Linked DNA regions of Mus musculus: all the other regions are linked to region 4. A link is a loop called in an ENCODE intact Hi-C map of the cell type or tissue named here. Cell type or tissue: heart. All regions are shown on one strand. Region 1 overlaps Itch (itchy, E3 ubiquitin protein ligase). Region 2 overlaps Gm45609 (a long non-coding RNA gene). Region 3 overlaps Itch (itchy, E3 ubiquitin protein ligase). Region 4 overlaps Trp53inp2 (transformation related protein 53 inducible nuclear protein 2).

Evidence for each region. Hi-C counts contacts between places; a loop is a spot of excess contacts. Peaks named below come from ENCODE experiments on the same cell type or tissue, not always from the same donor. Only the 100,000 strongest peaks of a DNase experiment are listed, where the experiment ranks them.
Region 1: it touches region 4 in a loop (2.5-fold over the local background); 6 of 42 quality-filtered maps call a loop at or near these places.
Region 2: a loop joins it to region 4, with 3 times the contacts of the local background. A loop is called at or near these places in 10 of 42 quality-filtered maps.
Region 3: it touches region 4 in a loop (2.6-fold over the local background); 13 of 42 quality-filtered maps call a loop at or near these places.

What each region holds. Positions count from the first base shown.
Region 1 is chr2:155,204,516-155,209,515 of GRCm38, reverse strand. It overlaps Itch (itchy, E3 ubiquitin protein ligase), which reads right to left. Exons shown (of 25, transcript NM_008395.3): 17 at 3,135-3,223; 18 at 298-457. Among named protein-coding and RNA genes, the nearest start is that of Gm52565, 29 kb to the left of the region's middle. In heart, a CTCF peak has its summit at 1,920 (motif pointing left); no DNase peak of the experiment used is centred here.
Region 2 is chr2:155,080,289-155,085,288 of GRCm38, reverse strand. Gm45609 (a long non-coding RNA gene) reads right to left here. Exons shown (of 3, transcript XR_001783519.2): 1 at 3,815-5,000; 2 at 2,948-3,055. Among named protein-coding and RNA genes, the nearest start is that of Gm45609, 8.3 kb to the right of the region's middle. In heart, a CTCF peak has its summit at 2,721 (motif pointing left); a DNase peak (open chromatin) is centred at 2,698.
Region 3 is chr2:155,223,002-155,228,001 of GRCm38, reverse strand. Itch (itchy, E3 ubiquitin protein ligase) reads right to left here. Exons shown (of 25, transcript NM_008395.3): 25 at 1,147-3,635. The coding sequence ends at 3,536. Among named protein-coding and RNA genes, the nearest start is that of Gm52565, 11 kb to the left of the region's middle. In heart, a CTCF peak has its summit at 2,610; a DNase peak (open chromatin) is centred at 3,061.
Region 4 is chr2:155,382,201-155,387,200 of GRCm38, reverse strand. Trp53inp2 (transformation related protein 53 inducible nuclear protein 2) reads right to left here. Exons shown (of 4, transcript NM_178111.3): 2 at 1,737-1,911; 3 at 1,032-1,320; 4 at 1-661. The coding sequence starts at 1,860. The coding sequence ends at 409. Among named protein-coding and RNA genes, the nearest start is that of Trp53inp2, 2.8 kb to the right of the region's middle. In heart, CTCF peaks have their summits at 1,897 (motif pointing right) and 3,875; DNase peaks (open chromatin) are centred at 960, 1,270, 1,880, 3,930 and 1 weaker place; H3K4me3 peaks cover 1,744 bases; H3K27ac peaks cover 1,334 bases.

The DNA.
Region 1 (5,000 bases), 180 kb after region 4:
CAGTGGCACAGTAGTTAAGAGTTAACTGGCTATTCTTGCAGAAGATCCTGGTTCATTCTCAGTACCCACACAGGATCACTACTGTCTAAACCTCCAGACCCAGAGGATGTCACATCTTCCTCCAAGCTCCACAGACACCAGGCACACACATGGTGCACAGATATACAGGCTGGCAAAACACTCAAACAGATAAGTAAATAAAATAAGGAGAAAAATTTGTCACACGATCTGTTATAATACTTACACAAAAATTTAGTACTGCTGAATTAGTAAACACAGTTTTGTACTTGTACTTACCATGGCAATAAATCTGCCAATAAAACGAAAGTATTTCAGGTGGTCTGGATTGATGTAAGAAGCGGGGTTTATCTGCAGGCAGTAGTTATCCTTCCCTGCATATTCAAACAGGCAATACATTGGGTTCAACACTTCATGTGACAAAAGAAAGAACCATTCTCTGAAATCAAAAGAAAACTTAGGATGAAAAATTTTGTAGGTAACCATGTCAACAAATCACAGAGCAGTGTTACAGAGCTGTCAGGAACCTGCTCACATCAACTAAGATGGTTTTCTAATTGCTTGTTGAGTTTTCTTGGTTCTGTTCAAACTCACATTGTGTTACGTAGGATATTTATATATTCTTAAATTTCAAATAGTCTAATATATCATTAGTTTTAAAGACCCTTATTTGATTGCCCACTAAAATTCTTCTATTCATAATCATAATATGCACCCTAATTTTAGAAATATTAAAATGTGAAAATGGTTTGAGTGGATAGAATTTTATACACAGGCAAGTTTAAAATTCACTACTGGGCCAGGTAATTAGAGGGGTTGAATGGCAACTACTATTCTACCTTCAATTAAGATCCATAGTGTACTTAAGGACAGCCACTATGCCAGACATCTCATTGTCACAGAGGAAGCACTTACTCCAGCCACTCGATTATTAGAAAAATGCCCTGGAAGCTTATTTTATCTGTGGTCTGTCTGTCTTCCTGCATGTGCATGTGTTTGTGCTCGCAGCTTACAATTGCCTTTAATTCTTATCCAAGAGATCTGATGCCATCTTCTAAACTCTTAGCACTGCATAACCACCCTCCACCCCAACACACACATAATTACAAACAACAAACCCTTTGTTGTTGTTGTTGTTGTTTTCCAGACAGGGTTTCTCTGTGCAGCCCTGGCTGTGCAGGAACTCATTTTATACCAGGCTGGCCTTGAACTCAGAGCTTTGCCTGCCTCTGCCTCCTGAGTGCTGGGATTATAGGTGTGTACCACCACCTCTCCCTTACAAGTAAAACCTTACATAAGATTTAAGAACAAAAACAAAAACCTAGTAACTGGTGAGATGTACTCAGCAGTTAGTAAGCACACAAATACTCCGTTTCTGAACTAACTCATTAATAAACAGTATTTCAGCCAGGCGTGGTGGTATATACCTTTATTCCCAGTACTTAGGCAGAAGCTAGAAGATCTCTGTGAGTTCAAGGGTAGCCAGGTCTATATAATTTGTTCCAGGATACCCAGGGCTATGCAGAGAGACACTGTCTTGACAGACAGACAGACAGTATTTTAGAAGCTAGAGAAATGGGTCAGTGGCTAACAGCACAGGCTGCTCAGAGGACCTGGGCTCAGTTTCCTAGCACCCACATGGTGGCTCACAACTATTTATAACTCCAGTCCCAGAAGATCCAAGATCTTTTGGTTCCACAGCACCATGCACACATGTGGTGCATATACATACACACAGGCAAAACATATATATATATAAACAAAAATAAATATTAAAAAAGCCAAACCAACCCTCAGAGGCTGGAAAGATAGCTCACGGTCAATAGCACTTGTTGGAAGGACCTGAGTTTGCTCTCTGCACCCCCATGGTGGCTCACAGAGAACCAGCACCCTCTTGTGGCCTTCAAGGGCATAAGGCATACACATACATGCAGGCAAAATAATCATTCACGTAAAATAATGTAGATAAATCTAAAGAAGTTTAAAACACAAAACCCAAACTAAGTATTTCTACTCTTCCTAATAATTCTACAGATAGATATTTGCTCAAAAGAATAAAATATTCAAATTCAGTCTTTCCTTCAAAATTCTTGCCCTTCCACACTGTTACTACTTGGCAATTTACTATTTTATTGAAGAAAGGATCTGATATAGTCCAGGCTGGCCTCAGATGCCCTCGGTAGCCGAAGCCTTGAACTGACCCTCCTACCTCTACCTCCCCAGTGTTGGTTGGGATAGGTCATGTGCCACCATACCCAGCTTTAACTTTTATTACCTATTCATTTTTAAAATACTTGGTTTTCCTTGTATTTTTATTTATTATCATTGTAGCAAGGCTAAATGTGAGTGTGTACAGGTACAGGTGCACATAGGTATGTGCAGGTCATGGCACACAAAGGCCACAGTGTGCATATGGAGGTTACGTGCACATTTCACTTTGGAAATTGGTTTCTTTCCTTCTGTAGGTTTTGGGAACTACACTAAAGTTGTCAGGATTGTATGGAAACCACTTTTACCCACTGAGCCATCTGTGGCCCTAGTTTAAAATTTTAAACTGATGTAATCCTGTCACGCAATAAGCAAAGCTATATCTTGCTCAAGGATGTCTAGTTTGAACAAATAGTCCAAAATGAATGAAGCAGAACAGAGATCTTCAACTCTCTTTTTCATAGCACTCTATTCTCAACGCTAAGTTAATCCTGGGTACCGCTAACTAGCAGGACACTAGCTAGGAAGAAATGACTTGGTCACTACAGGGCTTTAGGTAATCCATGGAGCAGACAGGAGCTGGCTGGCTGACACTAGTTACTGGTGAGAAAATGAAAACGTTGCATTTGCACTGAGTGACTCTCTGAACTTCGTCATCTGTAAGATTCTCTACCACGTGGTTATTCTGAGGACCAAGTGAGTAATGCAGGTGTAATGGACTTAACAGGTTTTAGGAAATAGGTGCCAAGTTAATGTTTGCTGGAATTTTGTAGTTCCAGCATTATAAAACTATAATAATTTCCTAATTTCACTTTCCTGAAACATAATATTGAGAAAATACTGCGAACAAAGTGTAATGATACCTTTGGAGGAAAGGAACTAAGTTCTGAGTATTCATATATCACTACCTTGCTACACCTCCATAATCTAAACCTTCTTCTCCTGGGAAAATCACCCACAAACGTCTTCTCAGGTCTTGCGGGCTGAAGCTCATGATCTACAAAACAACAAAGCAGAGAGAGCTGTGACTGCAGCCGTGGAGACATCACCACCACCTCCCACTTGCTCCACTGTAGGTGACTTAGGTCCATGTGAAACAGTGCTCCCAGTTAGCTCACGTTGCATATAAAGAAATATGATAGCAAAGTTTCATACATTTACTCTAAGCATCTATATTTTTATATACTTTATACCCCTCTATATGAAACTTATGAAATCGTTCTAGCAATTGTGTAGGGTAGAAAACTCTAGGCAGATCAGAGATTACCAGTCAGGTAGGCAAGAGCAGTAGTGCTGATTAGGTTTGGTTTTTGTTTCGGTCAAAAAATATACATAAAAAGCTAACTGACTAACAGTGGCTACAGAGAGAACTCACTTATCTATGGAAACATACACAGTGGGAATCTATACATTATATAGAAAACTACTACTTTGCTTCCCACACTGGGTGGTAACAGTGTTGTGTTCAGATATGAAGGACAGTAGCATTACAGAGCTATAGTACATAAGTCAATTTGTTTCACCCACAGTAAAACTATTTATGTCCCCTTAGGAAAACACTACAGGGGCCTGGAGAGGGATAGTTTGATATAATACCTGTACTTTATCAAGTGATAAGAATAAACTGTTAACACTTAAGTACCCAAAGAGGATTAAGTTCTCTCAGTTCCCTAGGAAACAGAAACAGATTCACCACTTTCAGGAGTTCACAGGCTACTCAAACAGCCAGCATCCAGGTGTAACAAAAAGCCCAATGGCTTTGACTGCTGTGCATGGTTATGATAAATACCCTATAAGTACCATAAGCTGAGCACTCAGCTACACACCTGAGAGGCGTCACTAGGCTACCATTAGTTTGAACAATTCTCTTTAACAAGTGATAATGTAAAGGGACTTTTTTCTTCTGAACTTTACACCATAAATAGCTGTACTATGCTAATTAAAAACACCATTTAAAGCAGTTTTATCCAGCACCTATGAAGAAAATATGTTGTTAAACTTTAAATTACATCTTATTTTGATATTAGACTAATTACCTTTAAGCAATCATATTTTCTCCTCTATTATAACTGCCCATCTATTTGGTGGATGCCAAAACTAAGATGAGAGTTGTAAATGTTTTAGAACATAAACGTGTCTGCAAAAGTTTTTCAGTTGTAAGAGCAAAAAGATAAAGGGCTTGTTTAATCATGGTTTGCATCTTGTCACTATAGCTACCTGCGAGTTATATATAGTCAAAAACAAAACAAAACAAAAGCTTCAAAAGACACCGACAACTCAGTGACAAGAGAGTAATCATGAGAGACAATGAGAAATGTGTAAGGGTGTGCTGGGACGATGGCTCAGCAGTTAAGAGCACTGACTGCTCTCCCAAAAGGTCCTAAGTTTAATTCCCAGCAACCACGTGGTGGCTCACAACCATCTGTAACGGGATCTGATGCCCTCTTCTGGTGTGTCTGAAGACAGATACAGTGTACTCACGTACATAAAATAAATCAAGAAGGAAGAAGAGGAGGAAGAGGATGATGAGGATGATGATGATGATGATGATAATAATAATAATAATAATAATAATAATGTGTACAGGCTGGGCTGAGAATGGGCCAAGGAACCTGACATCAAGCCATGGGTATAAATGATCAGTCAATCTCCAAGTCCTCCTCCCTGGTCCTTTATGTTAATGACTGAGGTTACATTAGAACCAGCCTGCTAGGACCAGTGATTCTGGTCTCTTTCTCTTCTGCATTCAGTTTGGTGCTCCTGAAACCTATAGC
Region 2 (5,000 bases), 300 kb after region 4:
TGGCTGGTCATATCAATAACCAATTGTTAATTTTTTTAAAGATTTGTTTATTTATTTATTATATGTAAGTACACTGCAGCTGTCTTCAGACACATCAGAAGAGGGCATCAGATCTCATTAGAGATGGTTATGAGTCACCATGTGGTTGCTGGGACTTGAACTCAGGACCTCCAAAAGAGCAATCAGTGCTCCTAACCGCTGAGCCATCTCTTCAGTCCCACTAATAGAGTTTATACAACTTCATTTATACATTTGAAATTGAATTTAGGTTCTTTTTCCTGGTAAGGCCACCTTTACAAACACTAGAAGCATCTTTTAGTTAGGGGGCCATGATTTAGCTTATAACGCCATCCCTGCCTGTATTTCCAGAATAAGTCTAGAAATCATCCTAGTTTCTGGAAATTGGCAACAGCAGTGATTCCTCTTACGGTCTCTCCTAGTTTGTCTTACCTTGACACTTGATTGGGCAGGCTCACCTTTATCAGGAAGGGAGCAGGAAACAGAGAGTGGAAGCCAAGAAGACAGGCAAATCATTACCAACACAGAAAGTTCTGCAATGTGGGAACATCAAGTCCAGGGGCAAAGAGCTCCTTTGGCACTATGCAAATGAGAGTGCCAACCTGCGTTCATCAGAATGATCCCAGGCCGCAGAGAGAACGTTGGTGAGGGAGCATGTTGGCATAAAAAGAGTGGGGCTGATGTTGGCCTGCAGACTTTATATAGCATCAAAGGTTTTTGTTTTGTAGTGTCTTGTCTGCCCACCACCATTATAGGACACCACAGACCCAGTTCCTAGGTATCTAATTTTTTTTTTTGAAGAAGCTGGAAATCTGGACTCCCCATTTGAGTTCCCATAATTTTCAAAAGTTGACAACTATGTCCAAACGTCAAGAAGCAGTTAGCTATGACCTCAATGTTATAGCCTCTGCCCAACTGTGTGTAACCATCCACTACTCTCTACAAGCCTTACAGGTAGCTGTCCTCGCCAGGCTTTCTTGGATGCTGTGATAAGGTGTCCCAAGGCTTTGTTTCTGGTCTGAAGGAGTTCAGAGCCTCTTGAGCTATTGGACTTAAGGAGGCTGGAGGCGTGCACAATATATTTTTATGAAAATGTGCCAACCCTACAAAACTATATGGTCTTTAGAGCCAGTCTCACTAGAAATTTCTTCGGCAGATCAGTTCTTTCTCTGGTGGCATTGAATAAAAGAGGCATTGGGGTACTCATATGAGTCTTAAGTATGCAGAGATGATGGTTGCCAGCATCAACCATAGGTGTAGATTGCATACACACATGTATGTATTCTCACACATGTATACATGTATGAGAATCAGAAGCAACTACAGAGGAAGTGGCAAACGTGGAGAGGATGGTTAGGGTTTGCTAGCCAGCCAAGGCAGACAAGGGGGTGAAGGGATTCCATCAAGACCCTGTATGAAAGCAATAAGGCAGAGAGTGATAGAGAAGGACACTCAACATCTCCTTTCGACCTCTTCATGTGGGCACTGGACACACACAGAGAGCCGCACAGACACATACACCACACACATATACACGGACCACACACAACCATATCAAAACAAAGCAAACCAAATAGGCTTGTTGTAAAGGCTGATCCTTGCCTAACCTTGTTTATGGGTGAGCAAGGTAGTTTTATATGAGTATTTGGTTTTTGTGTGTGAAAACATGTGTTTGCTTAATGGAGCTTCAGGGACCAGGGACTTTGTCTTTGTATCTTTGCATCTGACAATTTCCAATAAGAAGTGTGTAAAGCCAGGCGTGGTGGCGCACACCTTTAATCCCAGCACTCGGGAGGCAGAGGCAGGCAGATTTCTGAGATCAAGGCCAGCCTGGTCTACAGAGTGAGTTCCAGGACAGCCAGGGCTATACAGAGAAACCCTGTCTCGAAAAACAGAACAAAACAAACAAATAAAAAAGAAGTGTGTGGTGTGAGAATAGGGTGATGAGCGGGCTGGTGGCTGGGATTCCGGGGTCAAGTAGCATGGGTGCCTCCTTTATTTTTTTTAACAATTTATTTATTTTGGTTTTTAAAGACAGGGTTTCTCTGTGTAGCCCTGGCTATCCTAGAATTCACTCTGTAGACCAGGCTGGCCTGGAACTCAGAGATTCGCCTGTCTCTGTCTGCCCTCTGAGTGCTGGGATGAAAGGTGAATGTCACCATGCCCGGTTTTGTGGGTGGTTCCTAACTATGAACAAATTGCCACAGTGGGCCTCAGTTTTTAATCTGTAAATGGGTATGAATACTCATCCACTTTATAAACAGATTAAAGCATTTAGAATGGTGGAGAATGGTGGAATCTGGTGGTATTTGCCTTTAATCTCAGCATGTGGGAAGCAAAGGCAGAGACAGGTAGGTGAGGGCAGGTAAATCTTTGTTGAGTTTGAGGTCAGCATGTTTTACACCATAGCCAGTTCCAGGACAGCTGGGCTACACAGTGTGATCCTGTCTCAAAAAAAAAGTGAAGCAAAGATGTACACAGTGACATGAGTATCTCAGTAACTAGTGCCACAACCAGTGGCTGACTCTGGGCTAACCCTTCATAAGTTAAAAGATCACTCATAAGGAAGTGCCATCCTCCTTCTTTCAGGCTCCATTTGTTTCACAGGAAGAGCCGGCCATACAACTCAGCTCAGAGTGTACCTCGGGCTGAAGTCAAAGCTGGGTGCAGGGTGCCCCCGCCTGGCAGAGTCAGCGAAAGGCGACTCCAGCCTGGCTAAGGCTAACCTCAGAGGTACAAGGTTGCCCTTAGGACTGGGCTCCTCCTTCCTAGAGACCCTGGCCAGGGGCAGAAGGCAGGGAGGCTGACACTTTTAAGTCTTCCCAACTAACAGCCGCCTGCTTTCTTGTTTTTTTCTTCCCTCTAGGCCCACTCTAACCCTGATCATCAGACTGGGCCAAGCTCCTTGTTATAAATGCTCAGTGCATACCTGGGCAGGGTCGTCCTTGAAGAAGTGAAGAGGAAGAGGTGGAGCCGTCTATGACCATCTGAATGCTGTAGATCCTGGATGAGCCTATTAGTGCCAGAACCCAGGGGTCTGTAGAAGAGGTGAAGGTCACCTTCAGCTACCTACCAAGTTGGAGGCTAGCCTGGACAACAGGAGACCCCTTTTCAACCTCTCCTCTCCTCTCTTCCCTCCCACTTTCTTCTCCCCACCCATTCTCTCTTCTCCCCTCCCCCTTCCCTCCCTTCCCCTCTCCTTCCATCCTCTTCCCCCTCTTTGTCTCCCTCTCTGCTCCAGAAAAAGACTCAGATCAGGGAATTCCTAACTCTAGAAACAATCAAGACCACGTGCTGAAGCTGAGAGGCTGGAGCAGGCAAGACCTGTCATTTCACAAACACTGTGTCAGAAGCTGAAGTGGACATCAAGGATAGAACATTTGGCAAAGCTAGACACATTTCTGACTTCTCTGCTAATGCGACAAACACATCATTGGACAAGTTTGATATAGTGAAAGTTTATTTACCCTGTACATGCCATTACATCTACACCCATTTTATAGACAGACAGGCTGAAGCTCAGAGAGGACACTTGGGTGATGAGGAAACTTGTTTCCCAGTGGCTGAGTGTGTAGGGATATGGAAGGGCAGTGATGTGTGGCTGGCTCTGTAAAGGCAGCTCCTGGAACCCTTGCCACTCACCTACAGCAATCTGGAAAGAGGAAGGCTGAGGTAGGATGGAGAGTCCTATTTCAAGGACTGAAGATGTCTACATTGCCAGTAGAGGCCTCAAAGCAGACTCAAAGAACATTTACACATAGGAGGGGGCCTGAAGAGGAGGATGGGATGAAGGTACCTGGACAGGGATAGAACAGTGTTGGGAGGGGTCATCTCAGATCGGCAGAGTCCAGTCCCATCTCCTGAAGTAGGCGTACTCAACACTTGGACCCCATTCCTCTGTTTTGTCACCAATGAATCCACAGTGAGAGGCCAGGCCATGGGAAGGCAAGTGAGGATGCTTCGGAATGGACAGCCTAGAACACCCCTCAGCCAATAGCCAGGATCCTGCTAGCCCCACCCCTGGCACAGGGACCTCAATGTGCAAAAGCACACAGGAATGGAGGTACAAAGGGCAAGTGGAGGGGCCAGGGTGCCCAGTGGCTTGACAGGCATCACTGGAGCTTGGCCATTTGTCACTGTGTTTTTCATTGGAGTCTATGTCCCACCTCCTCCCTGGCATTGCTAGCAACCTTTCTCTCATTTTTTTAAAAAGATATCATTGCAGATGGTTGTGACCTACCATGTAGTTGCTGGGAATTGAACTCAGGACCTTCGTAAGAGCAGTCAGTGCTCTTAACCGCTGAGCCATCTCTCCAGCCCATTAGTAGTCTCTTGTAGCCAGCCTGGTACATATGTATATATAGGAAAAGCCCTGTCTGTCTGCCTGTTTCTTCTCCACCCCTCCTCACAATCAAGAGACTATCATGTAGCCCAGGCTGGCCTCAAGTTTGTTATATACCTGAGGGTGACCTTGAACTCCCGATCCTCCTGCCTTCACCTGCCAAGTGCTGGGATTACAGGTGTGTGACACCAGGCCCTGCTGTTCCCTTTTCTTTTAAACAAACAGCATCATAGGACTTATTATTCTACACTTTGTTTTCTATTTCCTCATGTATCACACCCTGAAATGTGCTTGATGTTAATAAATTGGCTGTCTCTGTAAGATGACTCAGTGGGTAACGGTGCTTGCTACCAAGCCTAATGCTCTGAGTTCAATCCCTAGGTCCCTAGGACCCACACTGTGGGAGGAGAGATTCACTGATGTGTTACATGCACACACAATAAACTTAAAAAACAGAGCCATTTTGCTATTCCTCGCTGGGGATCATATAATTATGTAACAAGCCTTCTACTGAAGGGCATGCAGATCTTTTTTTTAGCCTTTGGCTTTTAACGTCACCACTCACACGTGTGTACGTCTTTGGTGTCCTACAAGTGTGGGGTCAAAGGGTGAGTTTGCTATCTTGTCAGTAGTTACCAGA
Region 3 (5,000 bases), 160 kb after region 4:
CAGCTATGCTGCCTATCTGGCCAGAGGGCTTCAGGAATCTGCTCTCTCTGCCAGTGCTGGCCAGTCACTGTACTAGGCTGTTACATGTGTACAGTAAACCCAAATTTATGTCACAATGCTTGTGTGGCAGGCATTTTACTGACTGAATCATCTCCCCAGTCTAAACCTCACAGACCAGTTTTTGTTGTATGAGAAAGGCAATTCCAACGGAGGCCCTGCAGTTAGCCTCATCCAGCTGCCCCTGAGTAGCAGCTCTGCACTTCCCTACAACCTCACAGCCAAACAGGCTGCTGACAAGCCACTATAAAAGATGTCACATGCAAGTGATATACACTGTTTTCCTTAAAACAAAACAAAACATAAAAGTATGCAAAATGAAGGACTCAAAAAATTGTAACTAGTCTTACAACCTCCTGAAGGACTTTAGAAACCTGGCTTGCTATGATGTGTGGTCACCTGAGCATTTTAAATCACAGTCTGAGAGAGCAAAGGGAGGCTAGGTCAGCACAGGGACAGACAGGGTCCCATTCCCTGGCTTACTTAATGAAAACACTGACAGACAAACATTTGAAAGCCCTTACATGCAGTAACATGCAGTAAGTCTAAAGGAAAAACAGGAAGGGTTGATGGTAGCTGGAAATACCAACAGTACTGCAAAGAATTAGTGAATCTTAAAGAAATTTAGATCCCAAACAGGCAAAAATATTACCCTGATAACATGTCAAGTAATTTAACCAGATAAGTAAAACGTGGCAGAGAGGGCTGGGTGAGAGCTCTGTGGGCAGATAAGCCAACCCCTGGGTGAGGAGTCAGCACCCCAATTTTTTCCTCCCAAGACAAGGGTTTCTCTGTATAGTCCTGGCTGTCCTGGAACTCACTTTGTAGACCAGGCTGGCCTCGAACTCAGAAATCCACCTGCCTCTGCCTCCCGAGTGCTGGGATTAAAGGCGTGCGCCACCACGCCTGGCTGCACCCCAATTTTAACAGTTACTCTAAGTCTTAGGAAACTGAATTCTGCACATGAAGATGGTAGAAGGCGAAGGAGTTCACAACTGTCAGCTCTATCACTCCATTGGACGAGAGCCCCGAGCTCTTCCATCTGGACCCTTGTGGAACCCACCAAAAGAGCAGACGAAAAGGCAAATGCTCATTTTACTCTGTTTTTATTTCAATGTAACATGCAGTAAGAAAAAAAAAAACTTAACAGGTTGATTAGCATTTACGATGCTTACAGAGAAAAAGGTCTTAAAAGCAACTTAGTCCATCCAGATTTAAGGAAAATCGCTAATTAAACATTCACAATAAATCTATTCCCAAATACTCATTTTGGACCAAAATTTGAGAGCATCTGGTCAATGTGCCTGCTGTTTAGGTGCATTGTCTTATATACGCTCTGACTCCTGGGATATCCAGCCCCCGTTTTTCTAACACAGCAGGGAAGACATATACATGTGATCAATTAAATTAAAGGAAGAAATGGAGTTGGGAGACTCCAGGGCTGCAAAAATATATACAAGCATTTACCTTTTCCAGAACTAAACGTTTCTTCCATAAAAATATTAAATAGCCAAGCCCTATAGAACTAGGGCCAGGACTACTTCAAATATAACTTCTGTATTTTAAAAATATAGGGCAGAAAGCCTTTTGGATGATATTTATACATTTTCACATAATATTTCTAGGTCCCTAAATGAATCATGAAGCATTATGCAGAATCAACAAAGTCTATTTTCTTACATTATCTCTTAATTTAATCTCATAAATCTCTAGTGAATATGGTAGATAACTATGTTTTAGTACAAGAATTGGATTCAATAGGAAGTCTTTGTAGAAGGCTTAATATTTATAGCCATTTATTACCAAAGTTCAGGCCTATGTAGTGAATGGATAGTTGGCAGACATTCGCTCTGTAAGACAAAGCAATTAGCATATACATTTTTTTTTAACCCTACCAACAAAAAGGCAGAGATTTCCTACTTTGGAAAGAACTAGGGCTTCTAGAGATGACATGTATTTCTTGTGGTATAAGGGTAAAAAGAGGGCTGGGGAGGAGCCGAGCTCTCCCTTCACTGATCACTTCTTCATGAGGCAACCCGTCTGTCACGTCTCTGCTGAGGATGGCAGTGTTAAGGAGCACAGCTGCACGAGTTCAAACTGTCCCAGGATGAGAACAGGATGAGCAGCTAGGGACACAGAAACACTTTCTTTCCTATGGGACAGGGGTTTGTCACACTTGGTGTTCTTGGCTTTATGCTATGCCACCAACACATTTCAAGGTCCCCATTAGAGAAATAAGGCTAATTTTGGGATTTGGCTACAATAGGGACTCACCTGGCTGAGGTTTCATCTTGCTGCCCATAAAGTCTGGGCAGCAACCATCCTCACAGTCTAATGCTAAGCCAAGGTAAATGACCTACAGAGAAGGTCAAAGTGCATTCATCAGTTACTAAAGGAGCAGCCTAAGATAAAGGAGTCATGGAAAGAAAAGGGAAATCTACAATTTTTAGGGGAGAGAAAAATATTGTAGATCAGGACCATGTAAGAGGGTAGACACGGCTGCTCCTGTGTCAGGAGTGGAGTGTGAAGACAGCGCAGCTGTGTGGCTGCTGGACGCTGTTGTGACTGCAGAGTCTGCACCACTGACCTCCATTTGTGTTAGGAAATGGTTGCAACTTGAATAGTTTAGCAAAAATGAAATGTAACTAAGGTGTTGGATTACTTCAACACCATAAAGCTTCAATTTATGTGTAGGATTTAAAAAAATCAAGAATGATCTTAGATGAATTCATCTGAACTTATTTTAATTCTAGGTTAATTTCTAAAAACGTGAAGGAACCACAGTGCTGATACTGTTTGTAAAGTTTAGTATTTGCAAGGCAATAGAACAATTACAAACTGAATGAAGAGAGGTATGGTCATATGTTGGCGGGGACCAAGTTTTCCCTGAATTCAAATAGACAAAACTACTTTGTAGAAAAATGCAAGTCCTGCATCACTTCCAGGAATAGCATCAGAATGGTGCACTGATTCATGCTCCAGGAATGAAAAACAACAGTCAGGCCAGGCTGGGACGAGCGGAGAGCACAAGCAGCAGCTGCTCATGTGCCCAGACACTGAGTTAAGCTTGCACCTCTGAGCGAGGCTTTACAGGAAGACCTTGTGTATTGCGTTTCCGAGATGTCCCTGCAGAATCCTTTACAATACCCACTAAGAGACCTATGCCCAAGTGAGACTTCGGACATACAGCAAACTGTTGTTAAGGGAACAATCTAGTGGAATAAGACGAGGGAAATTTCCTCGCTGTGTTAAATCTCATGTTAAGTTTCTGACTACAGTTTGTAGATCTGCTTTCTGGAAACGTTGAGTAGAAATCCAGAATGACTGGAAGATCTCAACGATAACATTAATTTACTTACTCTCAGGTAACTCTCTAGTCACAGTCCAAGTTTACAATAAGATGTGCAACAGGCAGAGAAGGAAGGGGACAGACACTGCAGACAAGTCCCTGGCCTCTGGTGGCTTAAGGTCTAAACAATTACTCTTGTCCAAATCCTTCAGTTTCTTCAATGGCAAATAACAGCTTTTCCTTCAGTTGCTCATAGCTCTTGTAAGGTGGGAGGTCCAGGCGGTTAAAACTGAAAGAAAGAATTGTTGGCTTGAGAAAAGGAAAGATACAAAGATGCACACAGGCAGTGCCCCACAGCTGCACCTCAGAGGTCTGATGATGTGCCCTTGAATCACGCAGCCTTCAAGCAACTGCCTTTTACCTTTCCAAGATTCATGCCAGTGTCTTCTCTGGTCAACTGGGAGAGCAATACCCACCCCTGTAGTAGACTTAGAAACAAGCACACAGCACCATGCAGGTGCTTAGCAGACCCTCAGGAAATGCCAGTCTTCTCATGATGTCCCAACTACCCACTGTAGACCAGTGGTCAGCAATCTTACTGTAAATGGCCATACATGAAACACTTCAGATTTTGAAGGCGGTTTTAGGTATATCATGTTAGAATAAGAAATGATAGTCCAGCTGTGGTGATGCAAGCCTTTAATCCCAGCACTCAAGAGACAGAGGCAGATGGACAACCTCTGTGCATTTTAGGCCAGCCTGGTCTATATATAGTAAGATTCTGTCTCCAAAAAAATCCATATAAATAAACTAAAATAAAAACAACTCTCATCTAATACTTTGTTTCTTCTAGAGTTTTCTGTTCTATTCTTAGCTGTGAATTTCTCCAGCCTAGCTGTAAGATGTTTTTAGCAGGGTCTGGTTTTTGTATGCTATAGCCCAGGCTGCCCTCATACTCACTATATAGTTGAGTGTGATCTTGGACTTCTAGCCCTGTTGCCTTTTTACTTCTAAGCACTGGAATTACAGGCTTTATGCCACCCCCCCTGTTTGAACAGCATCTTCACACTTGTGCAATACTGTCTTTATAAGGTAGCCATGAGTCTGTCCTAAAGATACTTTTAGGACAAGAGCTAGGTGAATGCTCAACCAGAGAAGAAAAAAGATTAGTCATAAAGGAAGATAAACTTATGAGTTTTGTTCCCTCTTTGTCAGCATGTTTGTGAAGAGCTGGTCAATTAAAACATACGTGTACAACATGAGTGCAAAGTCAGTTCTATTCTTAGCTGGCTCAGCAGGTCAGATGACCCAAGTTAAATCCCTGGGACCCATGTGGTGCAAATGAAGGAACTCCCTCACAGCTCTCCACATGTACAAGTGTAATAGAAAATCTACTTTGTGGATCTGTTTGTCTGTGTTGATTACATGCCACATTTGTGTGGTGCCCTTTGAGGCTAGAGTAGAGTTGTAGGTGGGGGTGAGTCACGTAAGAGCCATCTCCCCAGCTCATTTTTAAAAAATCTCCAAAACTGAGCATAGTGGTCCACATCTTGCCAATAAACTCAGAATATTAAGGATGGGGCAAAAGGATCCTAAGTTTGAGATTGACCTGGGCTACCATGAGACCCTACCTTAAACAAATAAAAAACCTAAT
Region 4 (5,000 bases):
AACAGAAGAGTAAGTCTTGGAAAGTAGGAGCTGAAGCGGAGAAGGTGCCAAGTCAGGGTCTTAGGAATCGGGTGGGCTAAGAGGGAAAAGGTGAAGGGGCGAGAGACAAGAATAGAGGTCCTAAAAAGAAGCATGGGAGAGTGGGTGTGGGGAGTGTGAGGGTGGAGAATCAGACACTGAGAAAGGAGGGAGGATGACCCAGGATGAGAGAGGTTAATAGGTGAGTTAGACTATAAACAGGGAAGTAGAGGGCCATCACCCCACCTCAAAACTTAGGAAGGAGGGAGGTTGTAGTATCCAGATGGAGGCGGGTGGACCCCCCAACACCCTCGAGCAGCACACTGGCTGCTGCAGAGGAGGCGGATGGGACCAGGAGTCGGCGAGGGATTCGCGGTGCAGCAGGGGCGCTCAGTAGTTGAACTGGCGCTGGCACGGCTGGTAAATAAAGCTGCCCTGGTGCTTGGGCCGGCGCGAACGGCTCTCCCGGGCGCGATTCTGCCGTTGCAACACTTTAGCACTCAATGTGTGGCGCTCAGCCCGCTGTCGGGCTCTCTGCAGCCTCCGCACCTGGCCAGCCTTCTCCAGCAGCACAGCTCGAGCGGGCATAGGAGCAGCTGCGTGGTGCAAGGCCCTGGGTTCCCGGAGGGCAGGCGCCAGCTCTCTGCAGAAACAGAGTACAACTCTGTCAGAGAGGGAAGAGATCAGGGTTGGCATCCCACACCCTATTTCTGCGGGGCAGACCACTGAGGGGTACAAATTCTTCCTTTAATCACAATTAGAGTTGTGATTAAGCACCTGGCACAGGTAACTAGGCAGAACAGGGAAAAAACCCTGACCCCCCAATACAAGTCCTACTCTGATTCTGTCTGGCAGATCAGGCTGGTCCCTCCCAATCCTCTGAGCCAGGGCTCTCCCAAGCCCCACCTTAGCCACAAGACCACGCCTCTTTTCCTTCAGCCCTTTATCCCAAGGACACGCCCCTGCTAGTCTCCTAGACCCTAGCCTCCAGTCTCCACCCTCAACCCACTCACCCATCGCTGAGGTCCTGATCAGGCAAGGCAGCTTCAGGGTGAGGGGAAGGTGGCCCAGACTCCAGCACTATGGTGCTGCCGGTGACATAAACGGACATGCTGGGATGCTCAATGAGGAGGTCCTCCAGCGGATTGCTCTGGAGGCGGGCAGGCCCAAGGCCGGGCCCCTCTGCAGTAAAACAGGCGGGAGGGGTAACAAACCAGCTCTCATCCATCAAGGAGGGCGCGGGTGGAGGGCGGCCTGCAGGAGCAGGCGAGGCCCCGGGGTCGGGAGGAGCTGTATAGCTGTCTATAGGGTGTGGGAATGGGAAGCCATGCAGAGGAGAGGGAGCAGCAGGGTGGGACACACATACACACACACACATATGCCAGACACATGGGATGGGGAGAGAAAGGGCATCGTTAGTCAGACCTGCACCTCTATCCATCGTGCCCAGAGAGCACCTGAAGGCCAGGATCCTTAGCCCACCGCCCTAGGTGTCCCAGGTGTGTGCCCCAACAAATGGCAGGAGCCAGAGCTTTCAAGAGAAGGGTCTGTGTTACCTCACCTCTGGGCTCACGGCTTCTACTTTAATTTTTCCAGTAGGCCTAGGGGGACTCCAACATCCAAATAGCCCTCTTCCCCTCTATATTGCAACACCTCCTGTCCTCATTATGCTCATAGACTAGGGAATCAAGAGTGCTGGATCCTGACTCAAGCCTCACCCTGTAGGTCGATGATGAGCCAGCCATCCACTTCATCCTCCTCAGAGACAAAGGCCCCCGGACAGTTGGAGTCTTCAGGAGGCGCAGGGGTGTTGAAGAAAAGGCTGGTGAAGCGCTGGAACATGGTCAGCGGGTGAAGCAACCTCAAGGGGGCGCCCTATGGCAGTTTAAAGCCCTGAGAAGCATAGAAAGACATTAGTAGAAGCACGAACTAAAGTCAGCCCTTCAGTTGGTAGCTGGAGACAAGGCTATAGCCCCTAGCTGCCAGAGCAGTAATAGCAGAGAAGCTCTTGGTGTGTGTGCTTTTCTGCATTCAGTGGGTGTTCCTGTATGCACTTAGAAAGGTGCTGGGTCTTTGTTTTCTCATCTGTCAAATGACAATCGTAATAAGACTTAAATGAGGAAACACTTAATGACATGTTTAGAACAGTGCCTGAGCACACAGTAAACATTCAATAAGCTAATAAACTTGGTGTTATGACAGGGTGCTTTGGGGATATGGAAGAAGTGATATATATGACCAAGCTTTGCCAGGGTAAGTCTCTAGAGGAAGATAACAGCCAACCTGGGCTTTGAGGAGTAAATAGGAATTTTCCATTAAGGGAAAAAAATTGTTCTTATTACCATCATCATAATTAATATTCCTGTGTCAGTAACATACAACACTATACTAAGAAACCTGGTCCATTTTTCCTTATATCCTCACAGTGTGTGAAAGGGCAAGCCTGGAATCTTAGGACTTAGGGGCTAGAGGCAAGAGGACAAGAGTTCAAAGACATGAAGACCTCCTGTCTATTATCCTAGCACTTAGAAGGTAGAGGCAGGGGGATCAGAGTCCAAGTCCTGCTTAGGCTACATAGTGAGTTAAAGGCCAGTCTGAACTACATGGGGCCCTACCTAAAAAAAAAAAAAAAAAAAAAAAAAATAGTTCCTGGCTACATAAGATCCTGTCAAAGGGACTGAAAAGGAGTGGGAGGAAGAGAAAAAATTTTTTCTGATAGAGAGATAAATAAAACAAAGCCCAGAGAGCTGGAGAGATGGTTCAGTAGTCAAGAGCACCGACTGTTCTTCCAGAGGTCCTGAGTTCAATTCCCAGCAACCACATGGTGGCTCACAACCAGCTGTGATGGGATCGGATGCTCTCTTCTGGTGTGGCTGAAGACAACAACAGTGTACTCACATACATTTAATTAATTAATTTTTTTAAAAGGCCCAGCGAAATAAGATAACTACCTAAAGTCTCACAGCTAGTGAAAGACACAGGTAGTATTTGAACCTAATAGCATCCGTAATCACTACAGTTCTACAATCTTTTTTTTTTTTTTTTTTTTTTTGGGTTTTTCGAGACAGGGTTTCTCTGTGTAGCCCTGGCTGTCCTGGAACTCACTTTGTAGACCAGGCTGGCCTCGAATTCAGAAATCCGCCTGCCTCTGCCTCCCGAGTGCTGGGATTAAAGGCGAGTGCCACCACGCCCGGCTCAGTTCTACAATCTTACCATGAGATTGGGCAACCCTCAGATGAGGAGGACCTGTGCCTACAGGTCTGCCCCACTACTCTAACTCCCCTTTCCCCTAGACTCTTGTTCAAACTCAGCATCACTAGCCAAGAGAAAGAATCCTGTCCAGTGAGACCACATGTCAGTGATAGACAGTGGAAGAAGGAAGCTGTCAGATCCAGGGATCCCTTGAGGATAAACACAAGCTTTGGACCAAGATCCAAGCCTTCAAACCCAAGCCTCCTTCCCTGGACCAAGACAACAAGTCTCCTGTTTTAGGGATGGTGATATCAAATTGGGAACATGAATCTACCCAATAAAGCTATAGCTTAGTGGTGGTGTGGCAATGCAGAATACATACAATCAGAAAAACCTCAACAGGTAATATCCAAAAATATAATACACAGGAAACAGGGAAATCAGACACAGGCCCTGGTCTCTGGTCCCTGTAGATCTCTGGTCCCTGGCATCAAACTTTTGCATGCATTTCCCAGGGTTCACACTGTGCACCAGTCCCTGCAATGAGCCTTTTCAACTGTTGACATGTCAAGTGAGAAGCTCCCTGGTGGAGATCATACAGAAGTGAGTGACAGCCAGGAGAGATGGTAGCAACCAGCCAGCTATGACTGCCCCCCTCCTTTGACCACTAGGAGAGCCTCCTGGGTTTTCTTTCCTAGCCTGCTGGCTTCCTGGTTCTCAGATTCCTGGCTCTGCTCCAGGAAGAACCATTCCCTTAATACTACAGAGGCTGTGCCTAGAATAGCACTGGAGGCCTAAGCCAACCCTAGCCCAGGCCATTCTTGAGCGACCCTCAACCTGGGAAGGACTCCAGATCTACTTACTTGGAAAGTAAGAGACATCCTTCTGTCACTCTGGAAGCAGCCTCAGGAAACAGCATAAGCTCTGCATCACTAATGCCAGGGAAGGGTCTGGTTCTCCCAGCTGACAGCTCTGATGGGAGGCCCACAGAGGGAACTCCCAACTCCCTCTCAACAACATCTGCCCTGGAGACACCTGGAGGCAGGCAACTAGTGACTCACCTTTCTGTGGTCAAAACAGCTGGGAGACGGCCATTTATTGGGTTTTGAAGTAGAAAGAAGGCAGAGGAGGTCAGGGCCTTGTAAGAGACCCAATTTTCAGAGACCTCCTGGGAAAATGTCCAGGATCATGAAGACTGAAGCATCCCATCAAATTGTGGTTGGTGCTGAACCCAAGATAGGGTCCTCAGTAGATGTATGTAAGCATGTAGCTTATACTTCAGCTAAGGAATCTACCACTTAGTGAGTGTGATTCTAATTGGCTGAGATCTCCAGTAAACTACGTCTCTCTGAGTCTCAGTTTCCTCTTCCGTGAAGTGGGGCTTAAGACCCTCAATATTTGTAGGCTGAAAATGACATCAACTCAGGCTCTGCACACATGTCAGGGATTAGAAGGATGTTATTATGTTAGGGGGCGGAGCCTGAAGACAGAGGGGATCCGCTACCATCTGGTAGTGTCTCCAGGACCTGGAGTCTGAAGCTCCATCTACTTACCGCCCTCTCAACTTAAATCGAGCTTTGCTGTCCTACCCTCTCTCAGGTCACAAGGAAAAAACAAATGAGAGGCCTGACCCCAGTCCCTAGATTAGCCCAGGAAACCGCCGAGTCCCTTCGGATCCCGCTTGTCTTTCAGCGTCTCTTCAACCCTCGGCCGGCTGGGCACGACATAGCGCCCACCGGGTCACCAGAGGACAAGCACCCATGCAAGCCTGGAAGGCGGGGCTGGCCTTG